3 separate regions of the Mus musculus genome follow, and all the other regions are linked to region 1. Evidence: chromatin loops called from intact Hi-C (ENCODE). Cell type or tissue: heart. All regions are shown on one strand. Links, peaks and the distances in the headings refer to the core of each region. The heading gives the core; the rest is flanking DNA.

What was found. Peaks named below come from ENCODE experiments on the same cell type or tissue, not always from the same donor. Only the 100,000 strongest peaks of a DNase experiment are listed, where the experiment ranks them.
Region 2: it touches region 1 in a loop (2.2-fold over the local background); 6 of 42 quality-filtered maps call a loop at or near these places.
Region 3: a loop joins it to region 1, with 6 times the contacts of the local background. A loop is called at or near these places in 23 of 42 quality-filtered maps.

Annotation. Positions count from the first base shown.
Region 1 is chr16:35,934,594-35,944,745 of GRCm38, forward strand. Dtx3l (deltex 3-like, E3 ubiquitin ligase) reads right to left here and starts at 4,434. Exons shown (of 5, transcript NM_001013371.2): 1 at 4,101-4,434; 2 at 1,784-2,034. The coding sequence starts at 4,284. It overlaps Parp9 (poly (ADP-ribose) polymerase family, member 9), which reads left to right and starts at 3,877. Exons shown (of 11, transcript NM_030253.3): 1 at 3,877-4,467; 2 at 6,440-6,542; 3 at 8,776-8,809. The coding sequence starts at 6,528. In heart, for the core only: CTCF peaks have their summits at 5,378 (motif pointing left) and 7,027 (motif pointing left); DNase peaks (open chromatin) are centred at 3,948, 4,248 and 5,278; H3K4me3 peaks cover 1,853 bases; H3K27ac peaks cover 1,208 bases.
Region 2 is chr16:35,729,340-35,739,491 of GRCm38, forward strand. It overlaps Slc49a4 (solute carrier family 49 member 4), which reads right to left. Exons shown (of 9, transcript NM_153550.4): 3 at 6,047-6,312; 4 at 4,598-4,727; 5 at 947-1,055. Among named protein-coding and RNA genes, the nearest start is that of Gm25967, 12 kb to the left of the region's middle. In heart, for the core only: a CTCF peak has its summit at 4,878 (motif pointing right); DNase peaks (open chromatin) are centred at 2,942 and 4,912; H3K27me3 peaks cover 384 bases.
Region 3 is chr16:35,869,591-35,879,742 of GRCm38, forward strand. It overlaps Parp14 (poly (ADP-ribose) polymerase family, member 14), which reads right to left and starts at 1,792. Exons shown (of 17, transcript NM_001039530.3): 1 at 1,577-1,792. The coding sequence starts at 1,763. In heart, for the core only: CTCF peaks have their summits at 5,017 (motif pointing right) and 7,050 (motif pointing left); a DNase peak (open chromatin) is centred at 5,041; H3K4me3 peaks cover 19 bases; H3K27me3 peaks cover 715 bases.

The DNA.
Region 1 (10,152 bases), core at 3,325-8,324:
GAAATACCAGATTTGGATAAAAAGGATACAGGCAAATTGAATGTAATATAAAAGCAACATTTCTGATGATTGGTTCCCACTCAGAGTTTTTCCAGATGCTCTCTAGTCCACAGAGAGCATTTTCTTCTCTAGATTAGAGCCTCAGGGTATTTCCAGAATCAGTCTTTCCCACACCTCCATCAGGACCACCTAGAATCTAGGATGTCATCCACCTAGCCCACTGCAGCCACTGACCTTGCATCCTGGCTTCTTCAATGCCTGGGCTTCAGTGCAGCAGCCAGAGCGATCCTTGACAAATACAATCTGGATCCTGCACCACCGGGGCCCCAAAACATCAGGCGAAGCTCCACAGCGGAAGTTCAAACCCTCAGCTCTGCCTTCACAGTACCCTTTCACGTGCCCAGCCTCTCACGTGCCTCTCTTGCTCACTGCCTGCTCCCTACTCTTGCCTCACTGAGACTTCTGAGTTCAAGACATCAATTCCTGGGAGGTCTGTGCATGCGTTTCCCTCAGCCTGGAATGTCCTAATTACAAAGCCACACAGCTTTTCTTACTTACTCTCTTTTCATTTATTCCTGATTTTTAGATGAAGCATCATTTGGATCTGTGTGTCTCTTCGTTTGCGCCCTATTTATGAGAGTGTTTCTGCCACTGTCACATATCTGCCTTTATTCTTCCTGCACTTGTTGCTGGAAAGACTTTTATTATAAATCTATTTACTATTCTTTGCTTCCCTTACTAGATAGCTAAGGGCCCTAAGAGCAGTCTGCAATGTGTCTGTGTCCCCAGCCCCTACAACACTGCCTGGCACACAGAAAATAGTCTCTATTTGGAAAACACATTTTTTTTTTTTTAAATAGCTGATGCACTCTTATCATTTAAGCCTCAGGCTAAATGTCACTTCATCAAGAAGTTCTCCCATTGTCCCCTTGCAAGCCCTCACCCTGCTCTTCTCTGAGACAAAACTCTGTTTTTAATTCTTGCATGTCTTAGTCTTGGAAGTACTTCTACTCAGCTCATTGCTTCCTGTCTGCACACCCAACACAGGCTGCATGAGGATGGGAATCTTGTCTCTGTGCCTCTGTAGTCCAGTGCCTAGACCAGTGCCTCGCCTGGAGCTAGCCCCTGGGACAAGGTTGTTAGACCAAAAAGGCAGAGGCGGTGACCACAGAAGCAGTTGTAGAAACAGTGCCAGCTTGTGGGTTCCCAAAGCTGTGAGACCAGGGGTGCCAGTCAGGAGCAAGAGTGAGGTCCAGATACGTTTGAACCTGAAAATCACATCTGGAGACCCGCAGACTCCAGGACTGCTTCCTCCTTGGTCGGAACCAGGATGTCCCAGTGCACAGGAGCCTTATGACCCCCACCTCCACCACTCGAGGCAGTCTTGTAGCCTGGTGGCTAGATCACAAGTTAAACTTCCTCTCTCCTTAAAAGGACATGTCCAGCAAGCAAGCACCTGGAATTCCTCTTCACACAAATAAAGCATTCCCCAGCATCTATGCCCCCAGCCAATGATGACACTCACCTCCGAAACCCCTACCCACTTCCGCAGGTTTATATAGCCCCTGTTCACCCCAATAAAGAGGGAGGTTTCCCTGAAAACCATGTCCAGAGAAGGCTGTTTCTCCCTAACTCAGGCTGGCTGAGATCTTGCTAATCCACCTGTACCAACTAAGCTTCATTCCTCCCTGTACAGTCCGGGGTGCACAAGGCTGCCCGAAAACACCGAGGGGAAGGGAGGAGCAGATGCCAGGGCAGCATCAGCTCCTCTGTCAACACTCACCTTTTGGACAACTGAGTCAACAGAGTTAGAAACGAGCCCGTCCTGGGGATGTATGTCATCACAAAGTGCTTCATCCAGAGACCCCGTCAAGGACGGAGGTCTGGAGCTTGGTGTCTCCACTGGCTGTGTCAAGGATGGGAGTCTGGGTCTCAGGTCCTCTACTGGCTTTTTAGTAGTTTCCAGGACAATGGTCACAGGTTTGTTATGGACCAACATCTCGTGTTCGCTCTTTTTCAACACTTTCTCCTTATCTTCAGGGGAGACATTAAACATACACATTCACACAGAAATAAGAGAGAATTTACATAGCTGATCCTCAGTATCCCTGTAGGTTGATTCTAGAAACGTCTGAGCATGCTACCTCCAGAGATGTCCCTAATAAGCTTAGGACTTTCACATAAGCTACCCATGTTCTCACATATGCTTTTTAGTTGTTCATTTTTTTGTTTTGTTTTATTTTTTGTTTTTGAGACCTTAGGTAGTCCTGGCTGTCCTGAAACTCCTGGTGTAGACCAGGGTGGCCTTGAACTCACAGAGATCTGCCTGCCCCTGCCTCCAGAGTGCTACAATTAAAGGCATGTGCCACTACTATAAATGCATTGGTTCGCCTTCCATAGACTTTATTTGAATAAACCATAGGGTATGGGACTGTTGTGTAAATTTTCTCAAGACTGAAACATTCCACCCTGCAAAGAAGTTCCTTAAGCAAGAAGGTAAACAACTCAAAATAGCTTCAGGAAATCCCAGAAACTGACCAGACTCATAGGCCCCTCCCTGAATGAATAAACAATAGAGACTGTTGGGAAGAGTCCTCCTGAGACTCCCAGAACAGAGCTGCTGTGAGGACTCATTAAAGGTCTGCATAGGAGACTCTTAGACAAAACAAGCTGTGAAGAAAACTTAAACCACCAGAGAAGCTGCCTGCAGGAAGTGAACTCTAAGCTCCACTTAGGAGGAAGTTTAGACCAACTGAGCCACCTGGAAAGAACACTCCCTAACCTATTGAGCTGCCTGTAGGTGTGCAGTGAGCTCCAGGTTCCCAGCTTTGTGAGCTGTCACCCATGCTAGGTGGGCTTTGGTGATGCAGTTGCCTTTGAGTCGTTTCCCATATTCCTGTAAGTAAATCCAATAACCAATACCAATGCAATAAGTAATGCATTGGTTCACCAAGTTGGCCCTTGGTGGTATCTGTTGTAGGCTCCTGGTCAAATGCATACAGAGGACCTGAACAGTTATTTCTGGCATTCTGGAATAGCAGGCTGGTGATAGGAGAAGCTAATCAGAACTCTAAAGAAGGGAGCTTAAGTTTTAGCATAGGAATATAATTTGGTTATTAGAAATCACATTTCTAGTCTGGGCATGCTGGTACACACTCACAATCTAGCACTTAAATGGTAGTGGTAGGGGTAGGGGTATTATGAGTTCAAGGCCAACCAATGGCACATGGCAAGATCCTGTCTCAAAGGGGTGGTGGTGGGGAAACCTATGTTTTGTAATGGTTTTGAATCTCTCATTTCAATGACATTGAATAATGGTTATTGTATAGTTAAATGGTGAAACCCCCGGCCCCCCAAAAGAAACAAGATCAAAAAGTTTAGAATGTATATTCATTTGCTGACTCTCAGAAAAGAATGCATGAAAATGCCCCCATTGAGGACATTAGTGTGGCACCACCTGCCTTTAATCCCAGTAGAGGAAGGAGGATCTCTGCGAGTTTGAGGTCAGCCTATGGAGCTAGTTCCAGGACAGACAAGGATACAAGGAATAACCCTGTCTCTAAAATCAACCAAACACACACACACACACACACACACACACACACACACACACACACACACCAAAAACCAAAACCAAAACCAAACCAAACCCCACCAAACTATCTTCAGATAATTTTTCTTTGACTTTCCTCTTTAAAGTCATATATTACTTTTGTAGTCCTTAAAAATAAGTCAACGGAATCTTTATTTACAACATTAAAATGGCTTGGAGTCGAGATCGGTGGTGGAGCACTTGCCTAGCGTGCACAAGGTTCTGGATTTCCTCCTCAATCCCAACCCCCACACTTTGTTTCTTCTCTCAACTGGGTCTGCTGGGAAATTCTCAGATGGAGTCGAACCGCGACCTCATCAGCGGCTGGACTCATACGAGGCTCTCTCCGCCACTGTGGGATGGAGGGAGTCTGTGGACCGCACTCTCCCACAGACAGAGAGCCACACTCGCGTGGGCTCTCGTCGGAAGCATGCAGGGATCGGTTTGGAAACCTGCTGGTTCTACCCTTGCACCCGAGCCTTGCCCTGTTTCCCCTGCCCCGGCTCACCTGCTTTTTTTAGGAACTTCACCTCGTAGGTGTCCGGGGCGCTGGGGCCCACGGGCTGGACAGAGCACTCCCCACCTCCCGAGGCCCGGCTCTGGAAGTATATCTCGAGCTTCCTGTGCGCCTTGGGGATGGACTCCCGCAGCCGTACGAGTAGCGGGGACGGCGGGTCGGGACTGGAAGCCATGGCTATCCGCGTCTGGCTCGTTTGGGGCTCAGGGGCGCTGCACAGACAGGGAAGAGCAAAGGCGAGCCCTGCCCTAAAGACCCGAGAGGCAAAGTTTCAGTTTCGATTCCCCAGAAGGTCCCTCCTTGTTCTCCGCAGAGCCGCCGCCTGTCTTGCTCTGCCATCTCTCAGAGCCATCACCCGGTGAGTAGTTCGCACGCTCGGCGGTGGGCGCTCAGAGGAAGTTTCCCTACGGTGGCAGGTCGCCCTTCTATTCTTGCAGGATCGGAAGTTTGGCGGGAACCCGGATCCCAGGTTCAGGCCTCTCAAGGGTGGAGCGGAATAGAGGGGTAAAGAGTTTCACCTGTTTGTACTTTTTGAAATGATTGTTGTAACTAGTATTTACTGAGATGCGGTTCTGATTTCAAGTGGAGAGAGTTTACCTGCTTGGTGACCTGTACTTTTCCTGTTAGCTGGGCACCTTAGGGATTTTCTGCTCGAGGGCCTTAAGTTAGCGAATAGCACAGATCGGCTTGCTTCCCTGAGTCCCTAGAGAGGGAGGTAACGAGGAACTGAGCACAGAAGCAGTCAGTACCTGTGAACAAAGCAAAAGCCAAAGAGCAGGTTTCAAGAGGTATCTTAAGGGGTTGGGGGAGGGGAGGAAAGTATTCTAGGCTGGGACAGCAGTAGCCTAAAGTCCAGAGGGCTGGGTTCCAGGCCAGGGAGAGGAAGAGGAAGGGTCTGTAAGATCTATAGCGTCAACAGAAATAAAGTGGGGATTATGTGTGTTAATTCTAAAGGTTAACACCATAGTTTAGCTCATAGGTGATGGTTAATCTTGGTTGTCATTTTGACTGCGTCTGGAATCAGCTAAAACCCCAGCTAGCTGGGTAGTGCTTGTGAGCGATTTTCTTGATTGGGTCTTTTGAGACTGGAAGACCCGCCCTAAATCTGGGTCACGCGTCCTGGTAGCAGCCTATATAAAAGGACAAGGAAAAAGGAAGTTTTGCTTTTGGCCTGCTTGCCTCAAGACAGACAAGTGCACCCCAAAGCAACCTCTCAGCTGCAGCCTCCAAGGAACCTTAGAGGTCTTTCTTGTGTGAAAGCAATACTGCCCTCTGCAGGCTCCCCGGATCCTGTCCGGCCAGTTTGGGGTTAGTATTCGAGTGACTCCTGGATGGGCATGGCCAGCTGTGCTCTCGTGTTGTACAGTGTTTTTCTACTGCAAAGACATTACAGATCATCCCAGAGACTATTGTAAGTGTTAGTCATGAGTCTAACATTTCATAATTTTAGTTTTTAGGCTACTAGGTTAAAATCATGAGAAAGTGCGATTTCCCAGAGCTTCAGATTTTTATCCAGACATCCTTAGGTCAGAGTTGTTTATCACAGATTCAGAACACAGCCCGTGCAGGTTCAAGCAGTTTCCTCAGTCTTCACACGCCCGGTGGGACGCACCACTGTTGAGAAGGCTGCTCCTTAGGTGGTTTGCCTGGTCTCAGCACTTTGTTACCATTTTCTAAGTGTACCAACACCTTCAAGACCTCACTTCTGTAAAGCGTTTCCTATTCCAGCCCCTCCAGCCCCCCCCCCCCCCACTCCAACTAAAATTCCCTGAAGGTAAACAGTATTAATGCTATAATCACATGGTCATCCTCACCATTGACATGAAAAACTCTAAACAGCAGAATTTTCTTTCAGGTCTCCTATGGTTTATTTCTTCTTCTTCTTCTTCTTCTTCTTCTTCTTCTTCTTCTTCTTCTTCTTCTTCTTCTCCTTCTCCTTCTCCTTCTCCTCCTCCTCCTCCTCCTCCTCCTCCTCCTCCTCCTCCTCCTCCTTCTTCTTTTTTTCCCAAACAGGGTCTTTTTTTTTCTGTGTAGTCCTGGCTGTCATAGAACTTGTAGACCAGGCTGGCCTCAAACTCAGCTGTCTCTGTCTCCCAGCAATGGGATCAAAAGCGTCAGCCTCCTATGTTGTATTCCTAGAAGATCCCCCTTGGCTTTAGTCATTGGTGGCACAAGCCTTTAAAACTAGTATCCAGGTGTCTTCATCTCCATAGCACGTTCCAGACCAGGCAAGAGTAACTTGATGTGACCTTATCTCAAAAACAGTAACCAAAACCCAAGTTGCCTCCGCTTTGGCCAGCTCTTATTGCGTTCTTTCTATCTGTTCCCAGAAACAGGCCACCATCTCCTCGATCTACAGACTACACTTGGAAACACAAACAAATATAAATATCTGAAGACCCACGTGGGACCTGAAGAATGGCCTATTACATGGTAAACCCAGAAATATAAATACTTTTCATCATGAAAAATCCAATTATTACATGAAGGGTTCTCCCCACAACATTAAGAAAGCTGGGGCCTTCAGTTACACCTAGCACCCTCATATGATTTTATACTCTCAGTAGTTACTGCCCTGGTAGAGGTCCTAAGTTTGTTTCCTAGCACTCATGTGGTGGCTCACAATCTTGCCTATAACCTCAGTTCCAGGGGATCTAATTTCCTCTTCTAGTCTTTGTTGACTCTTCTATGCATGTGGTATACACAACTCACGTAGGCTCATACACACACACACACACACACACACACAAACACACACACACAAAGTTTTCTTCTGGGGCCTGAGAGATGACTTAGTGGTTAAGAGCATTAGCTGCTCTTCCAGAGAACCCAGGTTCAATTCCCAGTCCTCACATGAAGATTCTGCTTCCGGGGATCCAGCGCCCTCTTGTGGCCTCCACAGCAAGCATGTGATACGCAAACATGCATGCAGGCAAAACACCCACACGTATAAACTTAAATTACAATTTTAAAAGTTTTTTTCCGAGTTAGAAATGGAAAACTCGAGTATAGTAATATAGTTGAGTATGGGGGCATCCAGTACTCAAGAAGTTAAGGCAGAAAAATCACAACAGGTTCCAGGCTAGCCTGAGTTATGGAGTAAAACCCTATCTCAAATTTCAAAACATAAAAAATTAATAAATAGGGCTGGAGAGATGGCTCAGTGGTTAAGTGCACCGACTGCTCATCCAGAGGTCGTGAGTTCAAATCCCAGCAACTACATGGTGGCTCACAACCATCTGTAATGGGATCTGATGCCCTCTTCTGGTGTGTCTGAAGACAATTACAGTGTACTCATATAAATAAAATAAATCTTAAAAATTAATAAATAATATACTGATATAATTAGCAGAATGAACAAGGTGATGGAAGGCCTTTTTAAAAAAAATATCATCTCCAGGACTAGGACTGTGCACAGATGATAAAGGGCTTACCTACCATGCATACAGCCCTGGGTTCAATTTCCAGTAATGCATAAATTCGGCTTGGTAGTATGTAGTAAGTTTGAGGCTAGCCTAGGCTACGTAAGACCCAGTCTCATGCCACCATATGGTGTGGATTTTCTTTAGTCTTTCAGCAGCTGTCTCTCAGGACAGGGTCAGGAAGTGGGCATGGGGAAAGGCTCCTTTAAGTCGATCTGAAAACTCCCACTTTCTGTTTGTCATGAAATAGGCAACTGGCAGTGAGTGGGTCCTTACAGATGTGGGAGATGCATCTGGAGAGGCTCACAGCCTCATGTGTTCTATTCTGGCCAGAGAAATTCCACACGACTTGAACCCATCTGAGAGCGTTGGTCTGAGACTCACTACGGTTGAGGCCTTTGAGCCTTTTCAGGTGTTAGCCTCCAGCCCTTTCTCTTATTCTGACTTAGAAGTGCATCAGCTAAGCATGGCAGCAGACATAACCTCAGCACTAGGGAGACTGGGGAAAGAGGACTGCTAGGAGTTCAAGGCCAGCCTGGGCTCTAGAGTGACTTCAAAGCCAGCCTGGGCTCTATAGTGAGTTCAAGGCCAGTCTTGGCTCTATAGTGAGTTCAAAGCCAGCTTGGCCTCCATAGTGAGTTCAAAGCCAGCCTGGCCTCCATAGTGAGTTCAAGGCCAGCCCTGGGCTCTATAGTGAGTTCAAAGCCAGCCTGGGCTCTATAGTGAGTTCAAAGCCAGCCTGGGCTCTATAGTGCGTTTGAGGCTAGCCTGGTCTACAGTGTGAAACAAACGAAGTGTATTGACCTCTTTAAGAGGCACAGATAGGCTCAGTATTTGCTGCAGCTTTTAGCGTTTTCAGTGTTTTGGGTACACAGATTAAAAAAACGATAGGACAAGCCTGGCAGCGGTGGTGGCACACGCCTTTAATCCCAGCACTCAGGAGGCAGAGGCAGGCAGATGGCTGAGTTCGAGGACAGCCTGGTCTATCGAGTGAGTTTCAGGGCTACACAGGGAATCCTGTCTTGGGGAAAACAAAAACCAAACAACAATGGAAAAAAAAAACACGACGAAAATATCAACAAACCGAATAATGAATCTAAACAACAAACTAAAAAATTTCCTTCCCCAAACCCTAAACCTGAGAACCTATGCTATTCCTGCTTAGCGGGCGGCGTGTGTGCAATTGGTCATCTCTGCTTTTTGCAGCTTCAGGCTTTTAAAGCAGCTGTTTCATTTCTTCACAGGATACATGGGCGGCAGCTCCCGCCGAAAGACCAGGTATGATCGCCTCTCTCTCCCTCTCATTTAAGAAAGCCTTTGCTGAGCTCTTTCCTCAGCGCAGAAGAGGGCACTCAGAAGGAGACTATCCCCCCCTCAGGGGTTCAGGTGTGTGACTGCAGACGCTGTGGAGATGTGGGCATGTGCTTTGGAAGGGGAATTGCTTCCGAGGCTTGTGGCAGCTGAAGACATGTTCTCTTGGGCCCCCCCCCCACTATCCTTTCCCTTGTTGGCAGAGACTCTTTTCTCTATTTGTTTGAGAATGGTCTAGCTTTGTGGAGGTGGCTGGCCTGGAACTCAGATCGGCCTGCTTCTGCCTCTGAGCACTAAGACTAAAGGTGCATATCAGCATGCCAGCCCTGTGACACACTTCTGACCCATTCCACGACAGCCAAAATGAGCAGAAAGACTGACCAAGAGCTGAGAGAGTAAACCTGCCTAGTTTCTAGGGGTGAGCCATTTGCCATCAGTGTGAAGGCCAATTGAGACCGACTGCTAAGTTGTGGCTTCTTTTGAGTAAGAGAGGTCGTCAGAAGTCTTTCTTGGCAGCTCAGGTTAGAAACAGAGTAAACTACTACACTTAATCTGCTGTCCTACTTTTTTTTTTTAATTGTATGAGTACACTGTTGCTGTCTTCAGACACATCAGAAGAGGGCACTGGATCCTATTACAGGTGGTTGTGAGCTACCATGTGGTTGCTGGGAATTGAACTCAGGACCTCTGGAAGAACAGTCAGTGCTCTTAAACACTGAGCCATCTCTCCAGCCCGTTGTCCTACATTTTAACGTCTCTGAAATAAGGCTCCAGTTTTCTGACATTCATCTTCCTTTCTTAGAGGCAAAGGCTATATTGGTATCTCATCAAAGAATAAAGAGAAAGAGCCAGGCGGTAGTGGCACACGCCTTTAATCCCAGCACTTGGGAGGCAGAGGCAGGCGGATTTCTGAGTTCAAGGCCAGCCTGGTCTACAAAGTGAGTTCCAAGACAGCCAGGGCTACACAGAGAAACCCTGTCTCGAAAAAAAACAAAAAACCAACCAACCAAACAAACAAACAAACAAAAGAATAATTTTATTCTTTGCAATGTTTTCCATTTGTCTGTAGTGTTGTCTATAATCTGCCTTTTGTGTGTATCTGATGTCTGTCTGTCCTTGTTGTCTGTCCCTAACAGCATTTATAAATAAACAGCTGTTTATTTAACAGCACAGAAAAGACAGTATGGTAAAGGAATTAAGAATTCTTTTTTTTTTTTTTTTAATTTTAGAAGGAAAGAAGTTACTTTACTGACCCCAGGTGACCCACAAACAGATGTTCTCAACATATATCCATGTGTTGCTTCTCACAT
Region 2 (10,152 bases), core at 1,920-6,919, 210 kb before region 1:
GGGCAGCAGGAGAAGCACCAGCTGCCGCTGACAGGACTGTAAGGGATACAGCTGCCTCAGACGGGACTTACACTGCCTGTCAAAGGAGGCATACGGAAAAAGCAGCAGTTCCATTCCAAAACACACAAGCAAAAGGACAGTGCATGAGAATGGTCACACAGCCCCACTGTGACAGCAAAGAGTGGGAGACAACCCAAGGGCTCATTAAAAGCAGATGGCCAGACTGTTCACTCAGAGCAATGGTGGCACAGTGGTATGCTGGGTCTCTATCTGCCTTTCCTACCAGCAAAGAGAATGCAGTACAGGCATCGAGCATGGTGAAAAGGTTTAATCTCATGGGTAATTCTTCCGAGTTTGTATATGTGTGTGTGTGTGTGTGTGTGTGTGTGTGTGTGTGTGTGTGTGTGTATGCGTGTGTGCTTGTGTGTGTGTGTGTGTGTGTATGCGTGTGTGCATGTGTGTGTGCTTGTGTGTACGCACTCGTAAGTGCAGGCTGGAGAACAGTGTGTGGAGACTCAGATCTCTCCTCCTGCGTGGGTTATGAGTATCAAACTCAGATCATCAGGGTTTACCCACGGAGCCATCCTGCTGGCCCATGGTTATGTTTTATAAAAAGGAGGCATCCTAGTTCGGAGACAAGAAAGTACTTAGAATAGCAATATATCAGGTGATGAGTTTGTAATTTATCAAGTATGAAACAAGGATGAAGGATAAAGTTACCCAAACTAAGGCTTTTTCTCTTTTGTCTATCAGTATTAACAGCAGCCAAAGAAATTCGAAACTCAACACTGATGTTAAAAATCAAGTTTTCAACTGTCCCAGAGGAATCTTGTTTAGTTAGGCAACACTTTACCTAATCTTTGAAGCTAAAATCAAAACTTATCACCATTATTTATAAATTAAATGAGCTAAAATACCAACAACATATACAGGTACAAATACTTACTTGACTGACATGCACTGGTGTTAAAATTAAGTCCAGAACTCCAGACCAGCCAGCAAACACACCAAGTGGTATTGCGTATGCTAAAGCAATCATCAAAAACCTCAAATTGCTGCAAAAGAAAAGATTATTACAAATTTAAAATGTAGAATTTAAACTATTTATGAAATACTTAAGTCATTTTGAAACCAGAACACAGAATAAGGAGTGTGTGTCCATTTGTTGATAAACTTGAAATTCTCTAACATTTTATTTTCTTATAAGAATGAATTCTGTGGCACCCAGCCCTAAATGGGATGATTTTATCACAGCCCTGCCCTCAAGGTCAGTAGATGGGAAGATTGTAAGAGCCAGAGTTGGTAGAATCAGGGAACCAGGACAGAGGCACATACAAACTCAGAGACCATGGCAGCATGAGCAAGACCTGCCTGGGTTCAATACACACAAAATCCAGCATCGAGAGGAGAGTGGACACAAAGTCTCACCCCTACCCAAGAAGCTCTTTGTATATATCTGCCGGGAGCAGGAAAATCAGTTTTCTTTAGTGGAATCACAGGGTAATATCAATCACACTCCAGGGCAGGCCCCACGCTCAGAAATAGTTGGCTAACACAAAACGGACCCCACGGTTCTTTTGTTTTGTTTTGTGTTTGGCTTTCTTAAGAGAGAATACGAAGCTGGGTGGGGAGGGACATAGGTAAGAGCCTGAGATGAACTGGAGGAAGGGAAAGATTATGACCAATATATATTATGAAAGTTACAAAGCCCCAGCAAAACAAGAGATTGCATAAGTATCCTTTCACTTATAGCTCTTAAATCCCCAGGGTTTGCTGTGCTATACTAGTAAGTTGTTATATTGCACTTAGGAGGCTGAGGCAGGACAGTTACTTTGAGTTTGGGGCCATGAGTTCCAGAACAGCCTGGGTTACAGATCAAGACCTCATCTTAAAAAAAAAAAATCAAAACTAAACAAAAGAAAACCCATATAGCATCTAGGAATAAACCAGGAAGGCCAGGGACTAATATGAAAGAGAGAGAGACAGGGAGGAAGGGAGAGAATAAGGAAGAGGGGGGAGGGGCGAGAATCTTAAACCTAACTACAAGAACAGAAACAATCTAAATAGATGCACAGTCTTTACACTCTCAGCCTACATGTAAATTCAGTGTAGTCACAACTAAACTCTTACTTGTATTTTTTTTCTAGAAACTTAAGAAATATGAAAAATAAAATTCCTTAAAAAGCTAAGTCACCCTTTAAAAAGCTTGGTGCGGAAACCCTTGTCCTGAGATAGCAAGACTAACTGCTCGGCCAAGGCAGTGACAGTGTAGCACTGGCTCACAACAAAGATGACCACGGAGACGGAGACAGAGAAATCCTACAAACAGTACAATGGCACTGCCAGCCACGTGCCAGGGATGCTTCCAGATGCTGCTCGCCATCTGAGGAAAAACGTCCTCCTACACCGGCTGCCAAAGACATTTACTAAGGTAGGATAAAAATGCACATGTGAAAGACAAAACCAACAAGCAATAACTTTAAAAACTGTGCAAAATGATTAGGCAGACAGGAGACCGGGAGTAGATACTTGAAAGTGTTTAGATCGAAGAGAGATTTATACTTAAAATATGCACACCATTTAAGAACTACCATTAAAAATTGGGCAAAACTGTGGAGAGCAACTTAAGTAGATGAAGTCTAATAAGCCACAAATCATAGGATGAGAGTCTGAACATATTAATTATGAGCTAATATAAATTAAATGAAACATAGCTCACAGCTGTTACAGTGGCAAAATCAGATAATTACAAACTGTTGATAATGTGACGTCCGCTGGGCATCTTTGAGATCAACCTGGTGATGCCAGGCAAGTTGGGTGTAGAGAACCTTATGGCCTAACAATGCACCAGCAGGCACATTCTCCAAAAAGACTCACATCTATGCATGGCATGTGAGGGCATCACCGCGGTTGTGTCTTGGCAGCAATGAACTGGAAGCAGTCCAGGTACACAATGGATAGGGGGATAAAAAGTGACTGGCTAACCCTGAGGGCCATTTGTTTACTGAGCAGTGGGGAGACAACTTGAGAAGAAAAAGAGAGCTCTCCACATATCAAGGACTACCCTCACCAGCGAAATCACGTAAAACAAAGACAAAAGAGAGACCTAGGGCTGTGGCTCAGTGCCAGAGTACTGGCGTAGTGAGCACAGGCCCTGCCTCAATCCTCAGGGCCACTGACAACCAAATGCAGTGACAATTTTGGTTTCTTTAAAACCCCAGTTATGCTATGTGGGTTGAGGGGAATTGAACCTGGGTCCTCTGGAAAAGCAGCCACTGATCCATCTCTCTAGCCCCAAGTGTTTGCATGCTGCCTGCTGCCTCATGAGTTCCTTTAATAGTTCCTTGGACCAGGACCTAGACTGGGGGCTCACCTTGCATTTGGCCTGAATCCCTGGTGTGGGAGATGAGGCTGTTTCAGTTTGTCCACAGCCACTACCCATGACTGCCTTGTGCTCTAGGAGGGGCATGACCTTTGTCAGCTGCACACAGTTTACTTCTGGGGACTCTGGAGAGGTATAAATGGGGCCCCGAGAGGGCTGGGAGGGCCTCCGGCAAGGCTGCTGCTCCCCTCGCTGCTCCTGGTTGCTGCTGTTGGGGTTTGACGAGAAGATGGAGATATCCTGACTACAAAGATTGGACCGGCTCCAAGGAACCCAATGACCCTAATCAGCAGGAAGAAGCCTGGAGAGATCTATGACCTTTCCCCTCTAACCTTTCTCTCCTACCTAGCTGTTGGGGGTTAGAAGAGATTAGGATGGAATAAGGATTGGAAGGGAAGTGCAGGTATAAGAACCAAATCAAAAATAGCCACCCAAAATAGCCACCAACCAACCAATTAAACCTAAAGCTAAAGGGAAGCCCACCTCAGTGCAAAGGTTTGACTAAAAAGTCACAAGGAACACAAAGGACAGAGTCCTGTCTAACCACAGAGTGCGACATCTACAGACCTGACCTGGAAGTAAGTTTCCAGTGAGAGCCAGCTGAAGAACAAGGAGACTGACAGATATAAGAATTCAAGCCAAGCCGGGTGTGGTGGCGCACGCCTTTAATCCCAGCACTTGGGAGGCAGAGGCAGGTGGATTTTTGAGTTCGAGGCCAGCCTGGTCTACAGAGTGAGTTCCAGGACAGCCAGGGCTATACAGAGAAACCACCCTGTTTCAAAAAACCAGAAAACATTTTAAGTATTAATCTACATGGAATATGGATAGAGCAAAAATTAATGCCATCTTGTTATAGTGTGAGTTTTCAACATATATTTGTTAGAGAATTAAATAATTAGTATTTTAATTAATATTGGCATGGAGTACTTACAATTTGATTAATGCTGAAAAATAAACAGTTTGAATTATCCTTGAACATTAAGAATCAGGGGTGGGAGAGCTGAAAGCACCTCCCAGCCAGCAAGGCGGACAGCCTGAGTTTGATCCCTGGAACCCAGGTAAAGGTGGAGGAGAGAACTGTCTTTATTGTCCTCTGACCTCCATGCGTGTGCCACCCCCGTGACAGATAACCCCCACCCCCACACCCCCCCACAGAGAGAATGCAGCCACAGCTATGGCCACTGCCACACAATGCCCCTGAGTCTACTCACTCACCTTAGTAACCTACAAAAGCTCCGCCGGTAACTCAGCCGCTGGCTCGCAGCAGCGACACTGGGAGGAAGAGGAGGCCGGGGCGGAAAATAAGCTAGCGTGGCAGAGAATATTAGGCAGACAACTCCAAATTCTGAAAGAAAAATGAAGGTGAAGTGCTACTTATGACACAAGGGTCAATACTTATTTTTTAAATACCTAGCTCAACAAAGACAAGCAAAATTTGATGCCTCCACCAGCCCAGAGCAGAGGCTGGGCGTGTGTGCCCTTAAATTCCTCAGGCCACCAGTAGGAGGCGCGCTATGAACAAAGATGCACAGAGGTGCCTGGTTTGTGCCAGATCGCCAAAGGTTGAGAGATGAACAGTTACTCCACGGGAAAGCCCATCCAAACCCTGTAGGAGAGATTCTAAAGCAGCCTCAGAGGACTCTTCAGAAAGAAGGAATGTGGGAAGGGACCAGAAAGGATAGGGTTTTGTCTGATGGAGACGACTTCTGATTGAACTCACACTGCACAGGAAAGTTAAACGAGATAAGGAAGCAACTAAAACTAAGAAACGAAGAGACTGAGAGTGTAAACGTGTAATGTAAATGAAAATGTTCTCCTTTCTCCCTGATTTCAGTTTTACTCCGTCCACACCAAACCCTGAAATGCGAGTGTAGGGCTTGACTCAAAATAACAAGGGACTTGCCGGGCGTGGTGGCGCACGCCTTTAATCCCAGCACTCAGGAGGCAGGGGCAGGCGGATATCTGAGTTCAAAGCCAGCCTGGTCTACAGAGTGAGATCCAGGTCAGCCAAGCTACACAGAGAAACCCTGTCTCAAAACAAAACAAAAACAAAAACAAAGTAACAAGGGAGTAGATGCAAGAAACTAAGGTGATAAAGATGAGGGATTAGATTATGCTGAATTTTGCTTTAACTCACTTGCTAAATATTAAGACTCCCCATGTATACTTGTCTCTGCCTAGGCACTGGAATTTAGAAAGGTCAGTATGATTAATAGACTAACATATGGAGAACAATGAAGAATAAACTACAGGTGATTGGGGTGAATAAGGTGCAAGAATGTGACCAATAATGGGAGAAAGCAGGCTGAACACTACCAACTGATGCTTGACAAATGTTTAGTTAAGCATGACATTTAGACACCATGTCTAGAGAAATCCCAAGAATATATGCTACAGAGTACTTTATTGCAAGTGGAGTTAAAATGTAAAATTAACCAAGACTTTTCCATGTAGCAAGTATACATATTACATTTAGTGCTGTCCTAGGAAGGGTTGTTTCAAACAGGCATATCCATAAGATATAATGAAAGTGCATTCGAGTGCGAGTATCTGTCAGTCCTCAGGGGTCTCTGGTGATGTGATCTGGCACAGCAGAACTAGAGAGCAGAGACTGGAATAGAAACCAAAGAATACAAGAAGAAGAAAAAAAAATCTTCAAAGCACCTGCATACAACACGGTCTCGATTCGGTCTTTAATATGAGCCCTGCTACTCTCCGCAGCGAGAAGGGGTGCCGTCCCGTTGGGAGCTGGAACAACCAGGGGCCCGACGAGAAACGCACACGCTCCACCGAGGTAACTCAGCATTGATGCGATTGCTGTGGCAGTGGCTCGCTCGTCAGCAGAGAACCACGTCGTAGAGAGGAATGGCGCCGCATTCATGACAGTCGGACCTGCCAGTCCGTTCAGTATCTGTCCCCCATGGATTAGCCTGGAATTGGAAACGTTGGAAGTCTGTGAGACATTTGAAGCAAGCATTTTCTAAATGAAAAGGATATTAACCAAACAGCAGTTTAACTACAACAAGATATATATGCATACACATAAAGAATTTGACATTCTGAAAAGGTGAGCTGACCGACTTTCTAAATGACACGCTTTCTCTGGAGGGAGACCAAGGACACTCAGTTCACCATTTACTCACTGTGCCAATACCAAACTAAGAACTCGCTATAACTTTGGTGTGGTGGTCTGAATACCAATGGCGACCATGGCTCATAGATTTGAATGCATTAGTTACCAGGGAGTGGCACTATTAGGAGGTGTGGCCTTGCTGAAAGAAATGTATCATAGGGGTGAGCTTTGGGGTTTGAAATGCTCAAGCCAGGCCCAGTGTCTCTCTCTGCCTGCTGCCTGTAGATCTGGATGTAGAATTCTCAGCTCCTCTCCAGCATCATGTCTGTATACATACTGCCATGTCTCCCACCATGATGACAATGGACTAAACCTCTGAAACTGTAAAGCCAGCTCATAATAATCAAAAGCTTTCCTCTGTAAATGTTGCCACAGTCATGGTGCCTCCTCATAGCCATAGAACTTGGTTCATTTGTCCTATTCTTGTTTCAGTTTGCTGAAATATGTGAGCCTCGGCTCAGAAGAAACTTGCCAGGGTGCTAACAAAGGAAATTGAAAATTAGATTCAAAACACATTGTTTTTTCCTAGTACTCTGCAGCTCATTAACAGGTGCTAGAAAACAATACAGCTGAGCTCAGTATCTCATACCTGTTGCATGTCAGATAATAGGATTATATACACAAAACAATAATTAAGACACTTCTAATGTCAGACAGAAAGTCTCTGGGCTGGTTCAGTCACTTTGGCTGGGGACCAGCCCAGGGACAGGAATGCACCCTAGGCCATGCAAAAGAGACAGTGAGGATCGCTGGTTCTTTAATGAGATGCTGTACTTTCACCTGCCCCCCCCCCCGAATTTTGGCCCCCACCCCACACATTAGCTCACAAGGCTGCACCATGTACAGTGGTAAGTCTGCCTGCTTCTCTGAATTATTCAAAAAGGTAGGGTGACTTTCTTCTTTCCTTCTTTTCATCTCTTTTCTAAGCACGCTTCCCCCAACAATCTGGGCTCCCTTACTCTTTTCTAAAGCATCCCTCCCATGGTGTAGCTCTTGTCCACCCTGTGTGTGACCACTGTGCCAGCAAGAGAGGCCACGCTTTCCCTCCTCCCCTCCAAGCAGCCGCCAAGGTGTTATGGCTAGCCGGTTCCAGGCTTTACACGCTAATTCACGGCTCCATTTCAGTCTGTACTTAAAATCTTTTATCGTTGAGACTAAGAACCCTGATTTCCCTGTATCACTATCTGCTCAGGTGAGCACTGTGACCAGATGTCTGAATGGCCCTGGACATCGAGACTCCACTGCTTCTATAGAACAAGAAGGTAAGTTAAGACTGTGTATCTCCTGAGCATGTGCAAGGCTGGCTGAGCTCCTGGAACCTCTGGCTCACAAGACCTCTTTCTGGAGTGTGCAGGGACTGGACCAGGGCCCCACACTGAGGCCCCCAGTCCTAGCGCTCTGCTTCCGGCTTCAGGTACAAGGTCAGTGGAGGTCACACTTGCTTCCATTCCACCGCGCTCCTGTCCATTTTCCTAATCTGATACCTAGCATGCTTACCTCTCTGACCAAACCCTTTCCCCTTCGCCCTCCGACTCAACACACACTCACACATAGCCATGCGCAATCCTGAAGGAAAAAGCCAGAAGTCTAGGCAAGAAAGAGAGCCAGGTGTCTGTTCCCTACCTGTGCTTCTTAAGCATCATGCATATCTCTCTCTCTCTCTCTCTCTCTCTCTCTCTCTCTCTCTCTCTCTCTCTCTCTCTCTCTCTCTCTCTCTCTCGCATCTTATTTCCCGAAAGCAGAAAGAAGGAATAATGAGGCTGGAGGCAGGGGCCCAGGCAGAAGCTAAGTGAATAAGAAGTGAACTGTGCAAGGCAGGCCTACTTGTCTCTCCATGGATGTTACATAGGTTACTTGAAGGGAAAATATCTCCAAATGCCATTGATACTGCCAGGTTCAAAAATGAAAAAAAAAAAAAAGATCTCTTGTGTAAGAGAAATAATTTTCTGAGTGAAAGAAGTGAATTCCAAAGGTTTATGTGACCAAATAGTTCCCCCAAAGCCAGCAGATCCCAAGATGCCCACAGCAATGCTATCACACGATGTCTTTTTCACTATAGACCTGTGTAAGCATAATCAGTATGCAACTAAACTGTTTAGAACTCTCAAGTCATTCAAACGCATACATGAGATCAATTCCATTTGTGACCTTTTTTTGAAATTTTAATTTAGCAATGGAAAAAAGCAAAGTGAGAGCCAACCAGACGGCTCAGCAGGTTGAGGTGCTCCCTGCCGAGCCTGAGGGCCAGAGTCTGATCCTTGGGAACCCCAGAGCAAAAGGAGACAATGGCCTACCCCCACCTCTGTGGCCCTGCTGTGACACACATACTGTCTCCACCACGCTCACCATTAATGCTGTTACAGAAGATGTTGAGGGTGCAAAGGTCACCAGGACATCACTGTCACAGTATGGTGGCTGAGGGCAGGACAGAAGCTAAGCTGTGCTAGTTTATGGCCAAGGAGTGGTCTTAGGTAACTCAAGGTGTGTAATGTGGGAGTCTGTTCACTAGGCCTGTGCAGGTCTGTCTGCTGCGGCTCTGTTGCGCTTTCTCACAGGGCTTCCAGAGAGTTCTGTGTCCCCAACCTCAGCTCAACTGCTTTCGCTCCTTTCCTCCCAGCTGCTCTTCTCCTTCTCACTTGGCTTCTGCGAGCCCTGTTTATCCCTCCCCTGGGTTTCCATAGTGAGCAGCAGGGAGAGTAAGACACTGTGGCCCCTCCCACACCCACAGCCTGGGATGCAGGGACAGAACTGTGCACTCCCAGGGCCTGTGCACATAAGAGGTCTGTTGAGTCCTTAACTGTTCTGGGCATCTGTGGCCCCCAATGCCCTGCGCAGAAAACAAGCCCTGAGGGCCACATGGATGGCACCCATGCACAGCTGCAATCCTCATTCTATTCAATAGTCTTTCGATTCTCAAAGAAATGCCCCTGGCTCAGTTCTGCGTCTTCTGAGCACTCGACATCTCAGTTGCACAGTACCCTGGTTTCCTATCCTTATGCTTTCCGGCGTCGTGGAACAAACACCTACGATTCCCAAGTGACTCCCACTCACAATAACATGTGTAATCATGTAAAGTTTTGTAACTAAAACTTCAGACCTACTCCCTAAAGAAGTTAATAACACATTGAAAAGTACCATTTATAATTTTATACCTTCCCTTTCTCTAGAAAGCACTGCGTGGAGTCTCAGTCACATAACTAATGGCTAAGATGGAAATCAGAAGACTAGAAATCAGAATGCCAAGTGGCGCCAATACCCACGGGCCCCTCTGTTCACATACAGGCCTCACCCTGAAGGGTCTCTATTTACAAATAAGGACAATAAAGTCAGTGGCTGTTACAGTGCACCCAGACCGGGAGAGTGAAGGTGCACAGCACCTGGGACATTTTCCTCCTGAGCACAGCTCGTTGACTTTACCAGCCCCCAGGGTATGACCTGCACTGTCGAAGCCAGAGACTGACTGACTTTTAAAAACAGCACAAACTTCCTTGGGGTAAGCTAGTGCTCTTTACTTAAATTCTTTTTTTTGTTTGTTTGTTTTTTTATTTTGTTTTGTTTTTTGAGACAGGGTTTCTCTGGGGTACCCCTGGCTGTCCTGGAACTTGTTCTGTTAGATCAGGCTGGTCTTGAGATCAGC
Region 3 (10,152 bases), core at 2,797-7,796, 66 kb before region 1:
ATTATTTTTCCGTGCTGTGTATTTCAGTATAGTACCAATATCTTAGATAGTCTCTCAGTCCCTCTGTTTTGTTGGTTTGATGGTCTAGATAAACAACAGATTTTTTTTAATGTTTAGCATGTTCGGGTCTCGTCAGAGGGCTGGTGGTACACAATCCTTATTCAGTCGACACTCACTGTACTACAGTGTCTAGGGTGGAGCTGGAGATGTCTAGTTACCCCGACCTCTCTGTGACCAGGATGCCAGTAATCTGCACCCCTACCATGTGACCCTCATTTGAGGACAGTGACATTCTAGAGAAAAGCGCTCTCCATACGGGTCATGTCTGCTGGGATACTGACAGCTGGAATCAAACTGGGACCCCTCTACTGTGGTTCTCAACCTGTGGGTCACAACCCCTTAGGATCTAATGATCTTTTCCTGGGGATTAGGTTCTGGTTCATAATAGTAAGCAAAATTACAGTTATGAAGTAGCAACAAAAATAATTTTGTGGTTGGGGTCACCTCAACCTGAGGAACTGTGTTAAAGGTCTGCAGCATTAGGAAGGTTGAGAATCACTGATCTAGGAAAAGTGAAAAATGAGATTCTCACTTTACTAGCTAGCTGCCCATTGAGGGCTCCCTTGTGAAATCAAACCTGTGTTTTCCGGAAGGGATCAGAGCTAAGCAGGTCTCTTGTGCCCTCCTACCCAGGCTTCCTGAAACCCTGTGTTACACCTTTCTCTTGTTTTCATTTTTTTTTTTTTTTTTCCTTCTTGGGTCTTTGCTGGGCTGTTACCTTGCCCACTGCCCGGTCTCCTCAGCCTCCTTTCCTCTCCTCTGGCCCAAATGTTCCCTCCATCCTGCACTCTGAGGATGACCCTGGTCTGCAAAATCTCTGATATTAACACATGGTGGCTTTCCAGAAGTCACAGATCTGGGACTTCCATTCACCCACCTGAGCGAGAAATGAAGGCTGGGCCTCCTTTGCAGAAGGCCAATAGAGGTGGGGAACATTCAACTGCTTAACTGTTCAGGAACCTTCCAGAGATGAGGGAACACCCCCAGTCCCTATCCCAACCTGGGTTCCAAGCTTACAGCCACCTCAGATCATCTTGGGGCTGAAGGACGAGGTAGGAACAAGACACCACCACCCATTACCCACCCCTGCCCTGTCCCTCCCTCCTCCACTGAGGCACAAGAGCTCTAGGGCTTTTCACTTCTCAAGCTCATCTCCCTAAGAACCCTGCGGTGCTAGCGGACCCTGGACTCCTCCCGTTTCTTAATTCTTTTCCTGCCCCACCTGAATAATAAAAACAGGACAGTTAAAACAACAAACAAGGGCTGGAGAGATGGCTCAGCCGTGAAAGGCTAGGCTCACAACCAAACAACAAACAAACGAACACGGGAAGGTCCACAGATTGCTTCAGGGAGCGACTGGGAAAGCAAGGGGAACGCCACTCCCGGTTGCGCTCGCCACGCAGATTCTGCCTCCAGGATCTCCCGCACCGAACGAGCTGCAGCCGAGGGCTAGACCTGGCACCCATGGTCCCAAACCCCGCGCGAGGCGACCCTCCCCGACCTTCGCGCCCCTCACCATCCTCCGGGGAGAAGAGCACCCGGAAGCGTGCTGGGTTCCCCGGCTCCGGGACGACCTCGCACTCCCCTCCTCCGGATTTCTTCCGGCTCTGGAAGTACACTTGCAACTTGTTGATCAAGTTCTTTGGGGGGTCGGGGCCCCAAGAGCCCTCGACCAGCAGCGGGAAGGAACCCGACGCTGCCATCCTGACTGAACTAGGAAGCGGCGACTGCTGGGTCGTCCAAAACTGCTCAGAGTTTTAACATTGAGATAACTTCTTTCGCTTTCATTTCCTGGAAATCCCTCCCCGTCCTTAGTTTCTATCTTCACCTCGCTATCCCAGGATTGGAATAGTGCAACAACAACAACAACAACAACAACAACAACAACAACACACACACACACACACACACACACAGAGCTACCACCCACCCACCCCCAGGCACTTTGTTCTCCTGCTCTCAACAGAAGCCAGTCAATCCTCCACCCGAGCTCTAGCCTCCAGGCCACCTCCTTAGCAGCTCCAGAGCTGGGCCCCGCCCGCACTCCACCTGAGCTACAGCTGAGCCCTGCTCCATCACTAGGATAGTTTCTGCATACCTGAAAACCCACGCTGTATAAGAGAAGGAAAACGATCCTCTCAGGATGCTCCCTGCTCACTTGGGGGACCACCCGAGGGCATCTGACCTGACTTTCCTGCTTCAGAATTCTGTTTTCTCATCTGTGCATACTTTGTGTTTACAAACTCCCAGTATTGAGGAACGCGTGCTGGCGTCCATGCTTTCTGGGTGTTCAACGGAGGGACACAGGTATGGGGACACAGGAGACGGTCGACAACTCTAGGGAGAAATACACAGGTGTTGGAGCAGAAGAGCATGGGCTCCCAGCCCAATTATGGAAAGATCAGGTAGCACTTCTGGGCAAGGGACGTGCTACCCGAGAGCCTAAGAACTACTAAGAAATGACCTTAGATGGTGGGTCTCTGGGGCTTTGTGGTTCACTTACACAAAATAACTTAGGCTGCTGCATGGTGGCTGAGTTCGACAGGAGTGAGAGAAAGCCAGGCTGACCTGGGTGCTCAGGAGAGGGCTCTGGTCCCGCTACTGGTCTAGGGCTCTTGGGGCTCCGACACCCGCCTCCCCCATTCCCCCTCCTAGGAAGAACGTGATGGCCTCTAAGCTGCCTTTGGAGACAAGATTGGCCGAAAGATATGAACAGTTCATCCAGGAGTGGTCCAAGCAACAGGAGTGAGGTGCGCCTACTGTGACCGGGATAAGAAGAGACTGGGAATCTGTATATCCTTAACGCGTGATGAGCGAATATTTGGGATACGCATTAAAGCAGGCTTTGCCGGTCCAGGGCTAGAGTATGGTGACCCCCTCGGGGCCCCTGGTAACACTATCTGATGGAGAACAGGGACGATGGGGAGTCTGAAGAGGACCGAGGTCTGAAAAAAAGGAAGGAAGCCGAGGCAGCACTCAGAGCTTCCCCCCTCCCCCCCCCCTTTTTTTTTTTTTTTTCTAGACAGGGTTTCTCTGTATAGCCCTGGCTGTCCTGGAACTCACTTTGTAGACCAGGCTGGCCTCGAACTGCCTCTGCCTCCCAGTGGTGCTGGGATTAAAGGCATGTGCCACCACCGCCTGGCAATTTTTTTTTTCCCAGATCTTTCCAAAACTTTGAATGGACAGGAAGACCCAGGAGTCAAGCAGCCGGGTGAGGGATGGGGGTTTGGGCTCAGAAAGTTGATATTTTGTTTCTTGGAGTTAAATATTTTTGAAAACAGAAAAGTTCTCGATATGGGCAAATGTTGGTACAAAGAGGGATGTGGGAGATATTGGTGGTGTCAGCCAGGACATCCCAGGCGCCAGCAGCTAGGCATTGTAAATGAAAGCCGTGAACCGGGGCTGGAGGTGGGAGTATCTAGGCAATTTTAACGGTTTTTTACAGATAGGTCCCATTTCTCTGTAGATGGTAATCAGACCGATCGCACAACCCAGTGTGAGACTTGAGAAAATCTTGGTAACGCTGAAAGGCTTCTGAAGGCACAATAACCAAAAATTAAATCAAAATCAACTACATAGCATTCCGTTGCTTACCGGTGCTATCTCCTGGCACCACTGAAGCCTGTGTTCTGAGCACACATGTGCACTTTTGCACATATAAAATCTTCACACCAGACAATACCAGTAAACACTCTCTGAAACACTCAGCTCAGATGAGAGACTATGATATGGATCACAGTTTTTAATGTATACAATGTTTCTGTTCTTAAAAAAAAAAAAACTTAATGTCTTAGTAATAGAAAGCAGACTTTTAATATGTTCCTGCTGTCATTTGTCAACATGACAAGTTAGTCTATCTTTGGATCGTACCATGTTAGAATGCTTGATTTTAAAAATTGCTACTTCAGGGCTGGTGAGAAGGCTCAGTGGGTAAGAGCACCCAACTGCTCTTCCGAAGGTCCGGAGTTCAAATCCCAGCAACCACGTGGTGGCTCACAACCATCTGTAACAAGATCTGACTCCCTCTTCTGGAGTGTCTGAAGACAGCTACAGTGTACTTACATATAATAAATAAATAAATCTTTAAAAAAAATTGCTACTTCAGAGGCTGGAGAGCTGGCTCAGCAGTTAAGAGAACAGGCTACTCTTCCAGAGGACCCAGGTTCGACTCCCAGCTCCTGCATAGTAACTCCAACCACCTGTAACTCCAGTTCCAGGAAATCCAGTAAAACTTACAGCTTCTGCGGACACTTCACACATATGATGCACAGACATACATGCAGGCAAAATACCCATACACTTAAATAAAAAAAGTATAATTAAATTTCTTTCAGTGAATTTTGGCTTGTGATTAAGACAGAATTTCTATTCCAAGTTCTGAAATGGTCCTAAACACACTTCTGTCATTTTATATTGTGTATTTAATTCAAAGTAGGGTTCTCATCATTGACAATTTTAAAATAAAAAAATATTCTGAAGAAAGTTGAAAGGGCTTCATGTCTTGCAGTAGCAAATATTTGAGCCATGATTTAGTTCTCTCTATAAAAAGAAACACATTTGTTACAATGTGCAAATTTGCTTCCATTTACAGTAAATGGTAAAAGCATATGTGAACTCAAGAATCATCTTAGAATGATTTTCTTTATGATTTAACACCACTAAGTGCTTAGTTTGCTTGTATACTTTGAAAACTGTGTCCCTGAGGTTGCATTAAATTTTGTCAGATGTGAGTGAAAGAAAGATATGAAATCTATCTCAAGGTCTGTCCAGTTCAAAGGTTCTTTGGAGAAAGACAGAACTTGAATATTGTTACTTAATACCAAAGAACTGAATCAGTACAAAGAAGATCAGAGATGCACGGAAGAGAATTTACTGGGCTTTTTAAAATTCCTGATCTTTAAATAATGCTGAACAGTATCCAGGTATCTTTCTCCAATTTCCAGCATTCTGCCTGCAGATGGCGCTCATCACCTGAGCCAAACAGTGTTGGACCCGGTCAGTGTAGAGGGCTTGGCTTAGGTAGGCTAGAGTGCTGACTTTTCTTGGAGTTCATCCCTGTGTCATCCAAACTACCAAGAAAATTGACAACTCCTGTTCCAGGTTGTAATCCACCATAGTGCAGGAGTCACAGAAACAAGATTTTGAGGGGGCATCAAGAGTTTGAGGTGGCTGTTACATTGTCCCCACAGTCAAGGAGGAGAGGGGGATGAATGCTTCTGATCATCTCACTTTCTCCAGGATTCCAGCCTAGGGAATGGTGCCGCCCACAGTGAGCAGGACTTCCCACCTCTGTTTACCTACATAAACCCCCACAGGCATGCCTTGAGGTCCATCTTCCAGGTGATTATTGAGATCAAGCACCACAGATGGGAAGGAAAGACAGTATCTTCAGAAAGGTACAACATGGGAGCTAGAGAGATGACTCAGTAGTTGGGAGTACTGGCTACTCTTCCAGAGGTCCTGGGTTCAATTCCCAACACCCACATGATGTTCACAACTGTGGTGTACAGGCATAATATTCAGGCAAACATTCATTCACATGAATTTTTTTTTAAAGAAAGTTACAACTTAATCATGCGTAGTTTGTGCAGAATAAAGAAAAAATAAAAACCTTTTCTGGATTTCTGCCAGATAATCACTGAATTAGATCCACATGGGAACCTCTCAAGACTCACAGTAAACACAGCACTGTCGCATTCATACATCTTACTATGCACAATATATACCAAAATGATACCATGAGGGACTTAGGCGGGAAAGTTTGTCTCTCTGTGTTTATTGTAAGTTTTACTGATAAAAATGATAAAACATAAAACACTGTATTCCACAAAAATCAATCTAAGAGTTGGGTTTTTGAAAATATTAACAAGACTGACAACCAAATTAGCCAAAAGAAAGAGACAGAAGACCCAAATTAATAAAATTTAGGGATAAAAAGGGAAGTGTTACAACAGACTCCAGTGAAACTCAAGATCCTTAGGAAATATTTGGAAAACTTCTACTCAGAAAAAAAAAAAGTTGAGAACCATAGAAGGAATGGACAAATTTCTCAATGCATATAACCTACCAAAATTAAACCCAGAAGATAGAAATAACTTAAACAGACTCACAACAATGATACTGAAGTAGTGATTCTAAGTCTGCTCACAGGGCTGGAGGGATGGCTCAGAGGTTCAGAGAGCACACTGCTTTTGCAGAGAAACTGAGTTCTCAGAACCCGTGTTGGATGGTTCTCACCCACCTGTAACTGCAGCTCCGGGGGATTAATCGCCCTCTTCTGGATGCCACAAATATACACACATGGTCAAAAAATAAAATAGATCTGTGTTTTAAAAGTCTCTTCACAAAGAAAGATCTGGGACTGGATGAATTTACTGCTAAATAACACTTTCCCCCCACTTTGTTTTATTTTAAAACAGTCTCTCCTGGTTCCCGTTTCCAACTGAGCCTGGAGATGATCCTGTGCCACAGCTCTCCATACCTGGGTCCCGCCTGGAGAGAGCTGGTCTCCCAAGAGTGCTGACACACACAGGCATAAAGGAGGGACACAGTCAGAGACAGCAAGACCAGCTAACACCAGAGATAACTAGATGGCAAGAGGTAAGGGCAAGGACATAAGCAACAGAAACTGAACTCATCATCAGAACCTAGTTCGCCCAACAGAGCAAGCCCTGGATACGCCAAGACACCAGAAAAGCAAGACTCTGACTTAAAAATCACATCTCATGATGATGGCAGAGGACATTAAGAAGGACATAAATAACTCCCTTAAAGAAATACAGGAGAACACAGGTAAACAGCTAGAAGTCCTTAAAGAGGAAACAAACAAACAAACAAACAAAAATCCCTTAAAGAATTGCAGGAGGGCTGGCGAGATGGCTCAGCAGGTAAGAGCACTGACTGCTCTTCCAAAGGTACTGAGTTCAATTCCCAGCAACCACATAGTGGCTCACAACTATCTGTAACGAGATTTGGTGCCCTCTTCTGGAGTGTCTGAAGACAGCTACAGTGTACTTACATATAATAAATAAATAATAAATCTTTAAAAAAAAAAAAGAATTGCAGGAGCCGGTAGTGGTGGTGCACACTGGTAGGATTTGCTGAAGGAGGCAGAGGCAGGAGGATCACGAGTTTGAGGCCAGCCTGGGCTACACATTTTAAAAAAGAAAAAAAATTGCAGGAAAACACCACCAAACAGGTGAAGGAATTGAACAAAACCATCCAGGATCTAAAAATAGAAATAGAAACAATAAAGGAATCACAAAGGGAGACAACCCTGGAGATAAAAATCCCAGGAAAGAGATCAGGAGTCATAGATGCAAATATCACCAACAGAATACAAGAGATAGAAGGGAGAAGGGTAGAAGATACCATAGAAAACATTGACACAACAGCCAAAGAAAATGCAAAGAGCAAAAAACTCCTAACCCAAAACATCCAGGAAATCCAGGACACAATGAGAAGACCAAACCTAAGGATAATAGGTATAGAAGAGAGCAAAGATTCCCAAATTAAAGGGCCAGTAAAAACCTTCAACAAATTATAGAGGAAAACTTCCCTAACCTAAAGAAAGAGACACCCATAAACATATAAGATACCTACAGAACTTCAAATAAATTGAACCAGAAAAGAAACTTCTCCCATCACATAATAGTCAAAACACCAAATGCACAAAACAAAGAAAGAATATTAAAAGCAGTAAGGGGCCAGGACAGCCAGGACTATACAGAGAAACCCTGTCTCGAAAAACCAAAAAACCAAAAATAAATAAATAAACCGGAAGAGAAAAGGGTCAAGTAACATTTAAAGACCTATCAAAATTACCCCAGAACCTAAGAGAACACAAATGCCAGCTTAGGCTACTATACCCAACAAAACTCTCAATTACCACAGATGGAAAAAACAAGATATTCCATGACAAAAACAAATTTACACAATATCTTTCTACAAATCCAGCCCTATAAAATATAATAGATGGAAAACTAAAACAATGAGGGAAACTACACCCTAGAAAAAGCATGAAAGTAATCTTCTTTCAACAAACTCAAAAAAAAATAGTCACATAAACATAATTCCACCTCTAACAACAAAAATAACAGGAAGCAACAATCCCTATTCTTTAATATCTCTTAGCATCAATGGACTCAGTTCCCCCAATAAAAAGACATAGATTAACAGACTGGATACATAAACAGGACCCAGCATTTTGCTACATACAGGAAATGCACCTCAGTGTCAAAGACAGACACTACCTCAAAGTAAAGGGCTGGAAAACAATTTTCCAAGCAAATGGTTCTAAGAAACATGCTGAAGTAGCCATTCTAATATTGAATAAAATCAACTAACAACCAAAAGTTATCAAAAAGGATAAGGAAGTACACTGCATACTCATCAAAGGAAAAAAAATCTACCAATAAGAACTTTCAATTCTGAACATCTATGCTCCAAATGCAAGGGCACCCACATTCATTAAAGAAACTTTACTAAAGCTCAAAGCACACATTGCACCTTATACAATAATAGTGGAAGACTTCAACACCCCACCCTCATCAATGGACAGATCATGATCAGACCTAAACAGAGACACAGTGAAACTAACAGACGACACAGTGAAACTAACAGACGTTATGGACCAAATGATTTAACGTATATCAATAGAACATTTCATCCTAAAACAAAAGAATATACCTTCTTCTCAGCACCTCATGGTACCTTCTCCAAAACTGACCATATAATCGGTCACAAACAGGCCTCAACAGATAAAAGAAGATTGAAATAATCCAGCACATCCAATCAGATCATCATGGACTAAGATTGGTCTTCAATAGCAATAAAAACAACAGAAAGCCCACATACATATGAAAACTGAACAACTCTCTACTCAATGATAACTTGGTCAAGGAAGAAATAAAGAAATTAAAGACTTTTTAGAATTTAATGAAAATGAAGGTACAACATACCCAAACTTATGGGACACAATGAAAGCAGTGCTGAGAGGAATACTCATAGCTTGGAGTGCCTCCAAAAAGAAACTGGAGAGAGCATACACTGGTAGCCTTACAGCATAACTGAAAACTCTAGAACAAAAAGAAGCAAATATACCCAAGAGGAGTAGATGGCAGGAAATAATCAAACTCGGGGTTGAAATCAACCAAGTAGAACCAAAAAAAAAAAAAAAAAAAAAAAGAACTATACAAAGAATCAACAAAACCAGGAGCTGGTTCTTTGAGAAAATCAACAAGGTAGATTGACCCTAAGCCAGACTAACCAGAGGGCACAGAGACAGTATCCAAATTAACAAAACCAGAAATGAAAAGGGGATATAACAACAGAAACTGAAGAAATTTAAAATATCATCAGATCCTATTACAAAAGCCTATAGTCATCAAAACTGGAAAATCTGAATGAAATGGACAATTTTCTAGACAGATACCAAATGCCAAAGTTAAATCAGGATCAGATAAACCATGAAAACAGTCCCATAACCCCTAAGAATTAGAAGCAGTCATTAAAAGTCTCCCAACCAAAAAAAGCCCAGGACCAGATGGGTTTAGTGCAGAGTTCTATCAGACCTGCAAAGAAGACCTAATACCAATACTCTTCAAACTATTCCACAAAATAGAAACAGAAGAAACATTACCTAATTCATTTTATGAAGCCACAGTTACGCTGATACCAAAACCACATAAAGACTCAACAAAGAAAGAGAACTTCAGACCAATATTCCTTATAAATATTGATGCAAAAATACTCAATAAAATTCTAGGCTAGGCTGGTCTACACAGTGAGCTCCAGGGAAGCCAGAGTCACACAGCGAGAGCCTGTCTAAAAATAAAACAAGTATTAATAATAAAATTAAAATTTTAAATTTAATAATTTGAGACCCAAATATATCACTCCTGGGCATACAACAAAGACCTCTATACCCTGCCCCAGAGACACTTACACATCCACGTCTGTTGTTGTTGCCTAGTCACAAAAGCAAGGAAATGGACTCAGCCCAGATGTTCATCGGCTGATTAATGAATAATAAAAATAAAGACATGGGACCTATACACAATAGAACTTTATTCCTCCATAAAGTGTTGGACC